2 separate regions of the Homo sapiens genome follow, and region 1 is linked to region 2. The links are chromatin contacts, found by Hi-C or POLR2A ChIA-PET in ENCODE. All regions are on one chromosome and are shown on one strand. The core of a region is the stretch at or near the end of the contact, and the rest is flanking DNA. Distances in the headings are between cores, read along the strand shown. Region 1 overlaps PKD1L1 (polycystin 1 like 1, transient receptor potential channel interacting). Region 2 overlaps PKD1L1 (polycystin 1 like 1, transient receptor potential channel interacting).

The links. Hi-C counts contacts between places; a loop is a spot of excess contacts on that map. ChIA-PET counts read pairs that join two places held with the same protein, here RNA polymerase II (POLR2A). Pooled maps may share reads with other maps.
Region 1: a map of endothelial cell of umbilical vein shows a loop between it and region 2 (7-fold over the local background). The contact joins two enhancer-like sites. A Hi-C loop is called at or near these places in 1 of 168 maps with a recorded cell type or tissue (endothelial cell of umbilical vein) and 2 of 50 pooled maps. POLR2A ChIA-PET finds 5 or more read pairs at or near these places in 3 of 52 experiments (AG04450, BJ and PC-3).

Annotation. Positions count from the first base shown.
Region 1 is chr7:47,844,924-47,848,385 of GRCh38, forward strand. PKD1L1 (polycystin 1 like 1, transient receptor potential channel interacting) reads right to left here. Exons shown (of 57, transcript NM_138295.5): 32 at 1,956-2,148; 33 at 72-155. Among named protein-coding and RNA genes, the nearest start is that of PKD1L1-AS1, 51 kb to the left of the region's middle. Within about 2 kb of position 1,373, at least 3 of the 41 ENCODE cell types and tissues checked have a DNase peak (open chromatin) inside an H3K27ac peak, as active enhancers do; they include PC-3, where a contact is called at or near this core.
Region 2 is chr7:47,784,552-47,788,430 of GRCh38, forward strand. The region is part of intron 56 of PKD1L1 (polycystin 1 like 1, transient receptor potential channel interacting); the gene reads right to left. Among named protein-coding and RNA genes, the nearest start is that of PKD1L1-AS1, 8.8 kb to the right of the region's middle. RefSeq lists a silencer at 2,160-2,454. Within about 2 kb of position 2,265, at least 18 of the 41 ENCODE cell types and tissues checked have a DNase peak (open chromatin) inside an H3K27ac peak, as active enhancers do; they include PC-3, where a contact is called at or near this core.

The sequences.
Region 1 (3,462 bases), core at 123-2,622, 59 kb after region 2:
ATGTGGGCATCCTGAGTGAACAGTAAAACAAATAAAGTCTATGAAGTCTTTATGTAGGAAATGGAACTTACCTCTGTAGCTTGGAAATGTCACTCACTTCAAAACTGGCCTTCAGCTTTCTCCTTAGGAGAGCGAATGCCGCGAGGCGATGGTAGCTAGGAGGGAAATGCGGATGAGGATACAGAATGTGTGGAGAGAGCAGCTGTTGACAGTGTAATGGCATGTTGGTTAAAGGAATGAGAAAAGGAAGAAAGAGTGCAATAATGATAACTTTATGACTAAGACCCAGTTTAAAAGATTCACCTGACACCTAAGTTAGAAATGAGGGACACTTCTGATGTGCCAGAGTTCTTCACATCTGCGTGTTGGGGCACATGGCTCCCATGGAGGCTGTCCTGAGATGCAAGACTCCACAGCATATGGCGGTCTTCATGACAGCCCTCCACAGCATGGCTGCAGCCTGAGGCTCTCGGGTCCCAGTCACAGCCTAGCTGTGCTGCTGGTCAAGCTCTGGCCAACTCCTCTGCCTAAGCACCAGTTCCTGGCATTACAAATATCCTACCCTGACAATCACTGTAAACACTGTCTCCTTTTTTAAAAATAAAGTCTATCTCACCCTCATTATCTTGTGAGCAGGTCCTAGGTGTTATTGATTTATTTTAAATTTTTTGTTTGTTTGTTTTTGAGATGGAGTCTTGTTCTGCTGCCCAGGCTGGAATGCAGTGGCGTGATTTCAGCTCACTGCAACCTCTGCCTCCCAGGTTCAAGCGATTCTTGTGCCTCAGCCTCCCAAGTAACTGGGATTGCAGGTGTGTGCCCATCTAATTTTGTATTTTTAGTAGAGATGGGGTTTCGCTATGTTGGCCAGGCTGGTCTCAAACTCCTAACCTCAAGTGATCCACCTGTCTCAGCCTCCCAAAGAGCTGAGATTACAGGCATGAGCCACCACGCCTGGCCTGTTATTCATTTTTGTACCCTTGGCTCATAAAAAAGTGCCTAGCAGAGAGTAGTTACGTAATGGAGAATGAATGATTGCATTAATGCATTTATCAATAATTTAATATGGAAGCAAAATATTGGGCCATTACCAGTAAGTTTGGATGTGCTCCTAGCAATGGCATTAGAAAAATTTAAGAGTGTAACATAAGAAAATCAATAAATGGCTATGAATTGCACTGCTACGGTATGATCTGGATATATTTGCCTCCTAGCAGGAAATCACAAAATATAATGTCTTATGGCTTATTTGTTTTTTAAAAGGAAATGACTATTTCTGCTTCTAAATATGACTAATAATTGTTTATCCTAATGAAAAGGTAAGGGCAACAAAAAAGAATGATCTGAGCCTCTTATAGAATTGTTAGTCTGTCAGCTAGATGACAAACAATTTCTAATTTAGTGACATGACTCATATGCCCAGAAATTCCTGAGGAGGCTGTTCATGTTTGCGCAGAGACTTTTCTTGCCTCAGAAAGCACACCTTCACCACCAGGCTGTGGAGGGTCCTCTGAAGATGAGGGACTCTCAGGGCAACATGGGGGCATGGTGAGAGCTGAGGGTCCCACCTGCCTGACTACAAACTGCGTACTCAAAGGATGTCAGCACTTCTATGATAAGAAAACTGACAGGTTCATCTATCACTCATCCACCGACTCATGTCTTCAACAGACACTTACTAAACACCTCCTCCATGACAGTCGGTACGGGAAGGAGGAATACGAGGACAGTCTATAAAGCAGCCCTTGCTCCTTGGGAGCCCATAGAGTGGGAGAACCAAGGCTGACACACGAACTGGCTATGAGAGAACTGACACAGGCTGGAGAGTTGTACAAACCAAGAGAGCTCCAGCTTCTTATGGACAAGGTTCAGGAAAGGCTCTAGGGGTTGGGCCAAATGCAGAAGACAAGGCAGTCATTTACTAAAAATCTCAGATTCTTTCTCAAATGTGTCTATACCTGCAGTTCACTTTTTCAGGAGAAGTCCCTGGTTGTGGAGAGAAACGTTCAGATTTCCACTCTCTCTTGTCCCAAAACAGGCATCGGATCCACTGGAAATGTACTGTATAGTTCACTGCCTTAGCTAAATATCTGTTTGGAGGTTTTCTGTCATAGTCAGCATCCAATAAGGATAAATAGCCTACACTGGCATCTAAAAAGAGAAAACATAAATAAAAAGTACAACCTGAGGTTTGCAGAAAGGCATTCTCCATTTCAAACGCAGACAGAGTAGGCAGATAGGTGGGGACAAGGACTACAGATGAGCAAGAACTGAAAGACAGCATCAAATTCTAGCCATTTCCTGTCCCCGAAGCATTTAAATTTGGATTAAATCCACCCAGTCAAAGCTCCTGGATGCAGATACGAATTGAGGAATGGTAGAGAATTGGGAAGAAAAACAGTGTTTCTAGCATCCCGTATGTTCCAAGTGCCCCCTGACACCCTGAACAGGCCACACCCCCTGACCTTAGTGGGGATGGAAGAGGGTTGAGTCAGTTTCTTTAGCTGCCATTCAAGCCCACTTCCTGCTCCTCGCCAGTTTGTCAGCCAGCCTGCGAAATTTCAGTATACCCAGGGTCTAAACCCATTCTGGTAAGGACAGCACAATGACCCATGGAGTTTTAGCCTATCATTTTTTTTTTATGTTTAGCCTACTTTTTATATTTAGAAGCAGAAGTATTTAACATTCTACTTATTTAAAAATTGCCCAAGACTTTTTAATAAGTGGTGTTGGGACAACTAGACATTAGCCCTTTGTAAAAATATGGGCACCTCATGCTATAAAAAATAATAATAAACATTAGCAAATCAGATATCTAAATATGAAAGAAAAAACAAAAACAAACTGCACAAGTACTGAGGAACACATGAATGACTTCTTTTATAATCTGGACATAAGAAATAAATTTTGAACGATGGTTCAAAATCTAAGAGTCTTACAAGAAATGGTGGATAAATTACTATTTTAAAAATAGCCCTAACATATAAAGAGCTCTTAAACATCAAGAAAAAACAAACTCAATACAAAAGTGGGCATATATGAACAATTCACAGAAAAAAAGTGGATAATGGCTTTAAATATATGAAAAAATACCCAACTTAATTCATATAAAATGCATATTAAAATGAACATTTCTCAATTATAAGACTGGCAAAACTCAATAGCTTGAAAATACATCCTTTTGGCAAAGACGTGGGAAAACAGGCAGCTTCAGACACTGCTGGAGGTAAACGTGACAATACTTACCAAAACCACATAGGCATTTACCATCCGACCCAGGAACAGCCTATCTAGGAATTAAACTTGAAGATACACTCCTCCCCCTACATGTAATACAGTATATGCACAAGTCTTCCATGTGAATACATAGGAGACTGGCTGAATAAACTACGGTCCATCTATACAATGGAGAAGCACATAGCAGTTAAAAAAAAAAGATATCGATGAATAAATACATACGGAGTG
Region 2 (3,879 bases), core at 1,015-3,514:
AACCTCCATCTCCCAGGCTCAAGCAATTCTCCTGCCTCAGCCTCCCAAGTAGCTGGGATTACAGGCGCCCACCATTATGCCCGCTAATTTTTTGTATTTTTAGTAGAAACGGGGTTTCACCATGTTGGCCAGGCTGGTCTCGAACTCCTTACCTCAGGTGATCCGCCCATCTCAGCCTCCCAAAGTGCTGGGATTACAGACATGAGCCACTGCGCCCAACCCACAATAGCTTCTTTTTAAAAGCGTTTCACTTGGAAATAATTTTAAACTTAATAAGAAAGTTACAAGAGTAATTCAGAAGTACTCAGCTACCCTTTCCAGAGCCACCTATTAGCATTTTCCCATGCTTGCTTTATTAGTTGCCCTTTTCTATCCATATACATCACCCACCACTTCTTTTTGCTCAATAACCAGTTCACTAAATATTTACTGAGTGCTGGTCTCTGTGGAAGCCACAGTGGTGGAGAGAAAGTCATGAGAACTCAGCTAGCAAGGGCAGAACCAGGATGTGAGAGCAGGTGAGAATGATCATTTTTAGTTAAGTCTAGGAATATACTGGTCCTTAACATGCTGAATGAAGTCTGGGAACTATGGGGTGCATTCTTCCTGAGCATACCTCATTTGAACTTGATGTTTGCATCCTTACCGACCCCTCTCGGCTTCACATGAAGAAACACATCATAACATAGGTCCAAGTGGATACAAAAGTTGCTCAGGTTTTTGTCCATAATTTTGAGATTTGTACTTTCCAAGTTCCAGGAATATAATGTTTTCTGAGTGGACATAGTTCACTTTCAAGTCAATGTTGTTCATCTTTGGATCCCCAGCCTCTAGAATTGTGCCTGGCACAAAAATACTTGAGGAATGCATGAAACGTGAAAGTGTTAATAGTCTCTATTAAAGCTATAGACAGCACTTACAGCATGCAGACACGAACTCCTTTAACTCCTTTACCTCTCTCAGTGGTCTCATGGGAGAGGCTCTACTACTGTCCTCCTTTTACAGAGTAGGATGTAAAGACACCAAGAAGTTAAGTCGCTTTCCTACAGTCACCCAGCCAGTAGTTAAAACTGAATCACTCCACAGTTGCTCAACCCTCAGACCTGCCTGACCTCCATGTTTATCAGCAGGAGTTGGGGCATCTCTAGGGCATCATACTTTCTGCATGTTCAGGCCGAGTTGATATTTCTTTCTTTTTTTTTTTTTTTGAGACAGAGTCTCACTCTGTCGCCCAGGCTGGAGTGCAGTGGTGCAATCTCGGCTCACTGCAACCTCTGCCTCCCGGGTTCAAGCAATTCTCCTGCCTCAGCCTCCTGAGTAGCTGGGATTATAGGCGCCCATCACCACAGCCGGCTAATTTTTGTATTTTTAGGAGGCACGGGGTTTCACTACGTTGACCAAGCTGGTCTCGAACTCCTTACCTCAAGTGATCCACCTGCCTCGGCCTCCCAAAGTTCTGGAATTACAGGTGTGAGGCACCATGCCTGGCCAATATTTCATTTTAAAAAGCCCCTTCTAGCCTGTTTCTTCCTCAAGGATTCAAACTTAGTGTTCAGATACATTGCATCATCTGTTAGAAAATACCAAAGTCAATGAAGATTCAGTAAGTTTACAGAACCTAACTATAACTACAAAAACTTCTAGATTTGAGGGAACTCAGTAAATTTCTTTGACAGTCACCTGTGACGGGGGCTACGTAAACGCATTGGGAAAAGCTAAGTATTCTAAATCTTCTCATTATTTTACAAACTGGCAAGTTAAAGGAAGAAGCTGAGAGAAAATTCACCCTCTTGATGGCTTCCTGCTCCTAAGTAACACTGACCAGCAGAGTTCAGAGCACAAACCTTGCTGAAAAGAGTGGCTGTGGACTGTGGCACGCCAGTCTTCACAGATTGTGTTGGGGACCCCAAATGTGAAAGGGAATGCAGATTTTCCACAGTTATAAAAACCATCTCACCTTCCTCCTGGCAGGTAGGTGCTAAGGAATTACACTGAAAAAAATAAAGGCAAAAATCCTCTAGGAGAGACTCTGTGCCCTGAGGTCAGGCGCTCCCCTCTGGATGTTCCTGCCTTACGCAATGGTATTCACAAAAGCAAATCAAGAGGAAAATATGTGGAGGAAAAACCCTTCTGACATCTCTAAATTGCATCCACTGACTAGTGGCCTAGCCAGCTCCTGCAAAGTGGTGAGTCATCGCAGTAGAGAAGAGGCCCGAGCAAGGAGCAGGGCAAGAGCTCGGAGGTCCTTCTGCCCAATCAGCAGCAGCCCCCGGCTGGGAGGTCTCTTCGGGGTCCAAGGCTACATAGCTGAGAGGCCACAGAGTGCCAAGAACCGTTAAGGGGGCCGAGCTGGCAAGGGGGAGAAGGTGGGGGCTGGCAACTCACCGCATTTTGTTGCCATGAGTCACTTTAAAAATACAAAGAACAATATGATTTGTAGGTGGTTATTGATAGCTCCAGGCATCCAATCCTTCTAGTTTATAAAGATACAAATCTTAATTATTAATGGTTAAGATGAAGAAACAAATAAATGCCTTGAAGTTAGGAAATTCAAACGAATTGTTTCCTCAGATCCCCTCACACAAAAAAGGGTCTGTTCTGTAAAGTCCAGCTTGCTTGGCCTATTCCAAGACCAATGACATTCCTGGTTCTTTCCCAGGGAGGCCAGCTAAACTCATGTTGCAGAAACTTGAGTTCTGCAGGCAGAAACCCACCTGGGAGCCAGGTGAGAGAGACCCACCCTTGGCAGCATTAACTTTTTGCCAAACATACTTTTGATAAATACCTCATAAAGTGATAGTCCAGAAAGCGTTGTGTTTTCCTGTGGAATGAAACCAAAGTTATGATTGCATTGTTGCTGAAAACGTCCCACTCATACACAAGAAAAGTAAGTCATAAGGGCAAAGACAGCACCTACAAGCCTCCACCATCATTTGAGGGAAATTCTTTTCTCAGCCATAGGAAATTAGTATAGATTACTATGTGTTGTAACTGTATAAGGACTCACAATAGTGTGTGTTGTGTATATAAAGGACTGCTCAACCATATTATAAATTTAAAGTTCTTGCTAGTTATATGAGCTATAAAATATATAAACAAATTAAGCGGGTTTAAAGGAAAGAGATGAGCCATACGCCTTTAAAATGCTGTGGTGGGACTTTGTTTTCATTTGCTTTTTGAGACAGGTTTTCACTCTGTTTCCCAGGCTGGAGTGCAGTGGCATAATCATGGCTCACTGCAGCCTTGACCTCCTGAGCTCAAGTGATCCTCCCACCTCAGCCTTCCAAGTAGCTGGGACTAGAGGTGTGTGCCACCACACCTGGCTAATTTTGTATTTTTTGTACAGACAAGATCTCATCATGTTGCCCAGACTGGTCGCGAACTCCTGGGCTCAAGTGATCCTCTAGCCTCGGACTCCTAAAGTGCTTGTATTGTAGGCGGGAGCCACTGTGTCCGGCCTGTTGTAGGACTTTTGAACTGACAATCTTTTTGTCCTTAACCTTAGTAGTAAAGGCTCTGATGTTGTATTATTAAATATAATACTGACATTTAACTTGAGCTATATTCCTATTTTTTTTAAAAATATCGATTTCATTTTTATTAAGAATATGTTTTAATACTTAGGAATGAATGTTGAATTTTATCAAATGCAGCCATGGAAAAAATAAAATGATAGCTTCCTCCCTGTTTGGTGAAGGTTATTAATATATTCTTTTTTTATTTATTATTTCATTTATTTTTATTTTATTCATATATTTTTATTTTATTTATTCTATTGCCCAGGCTGGAAATGCAGTGGTGCGATCTCTGCTCACTGCAACCTCCACCTTCCAGGTTCAAGAGATTCTCGTGCCTCAGCCTCCTGAGTAGTGGGGATTA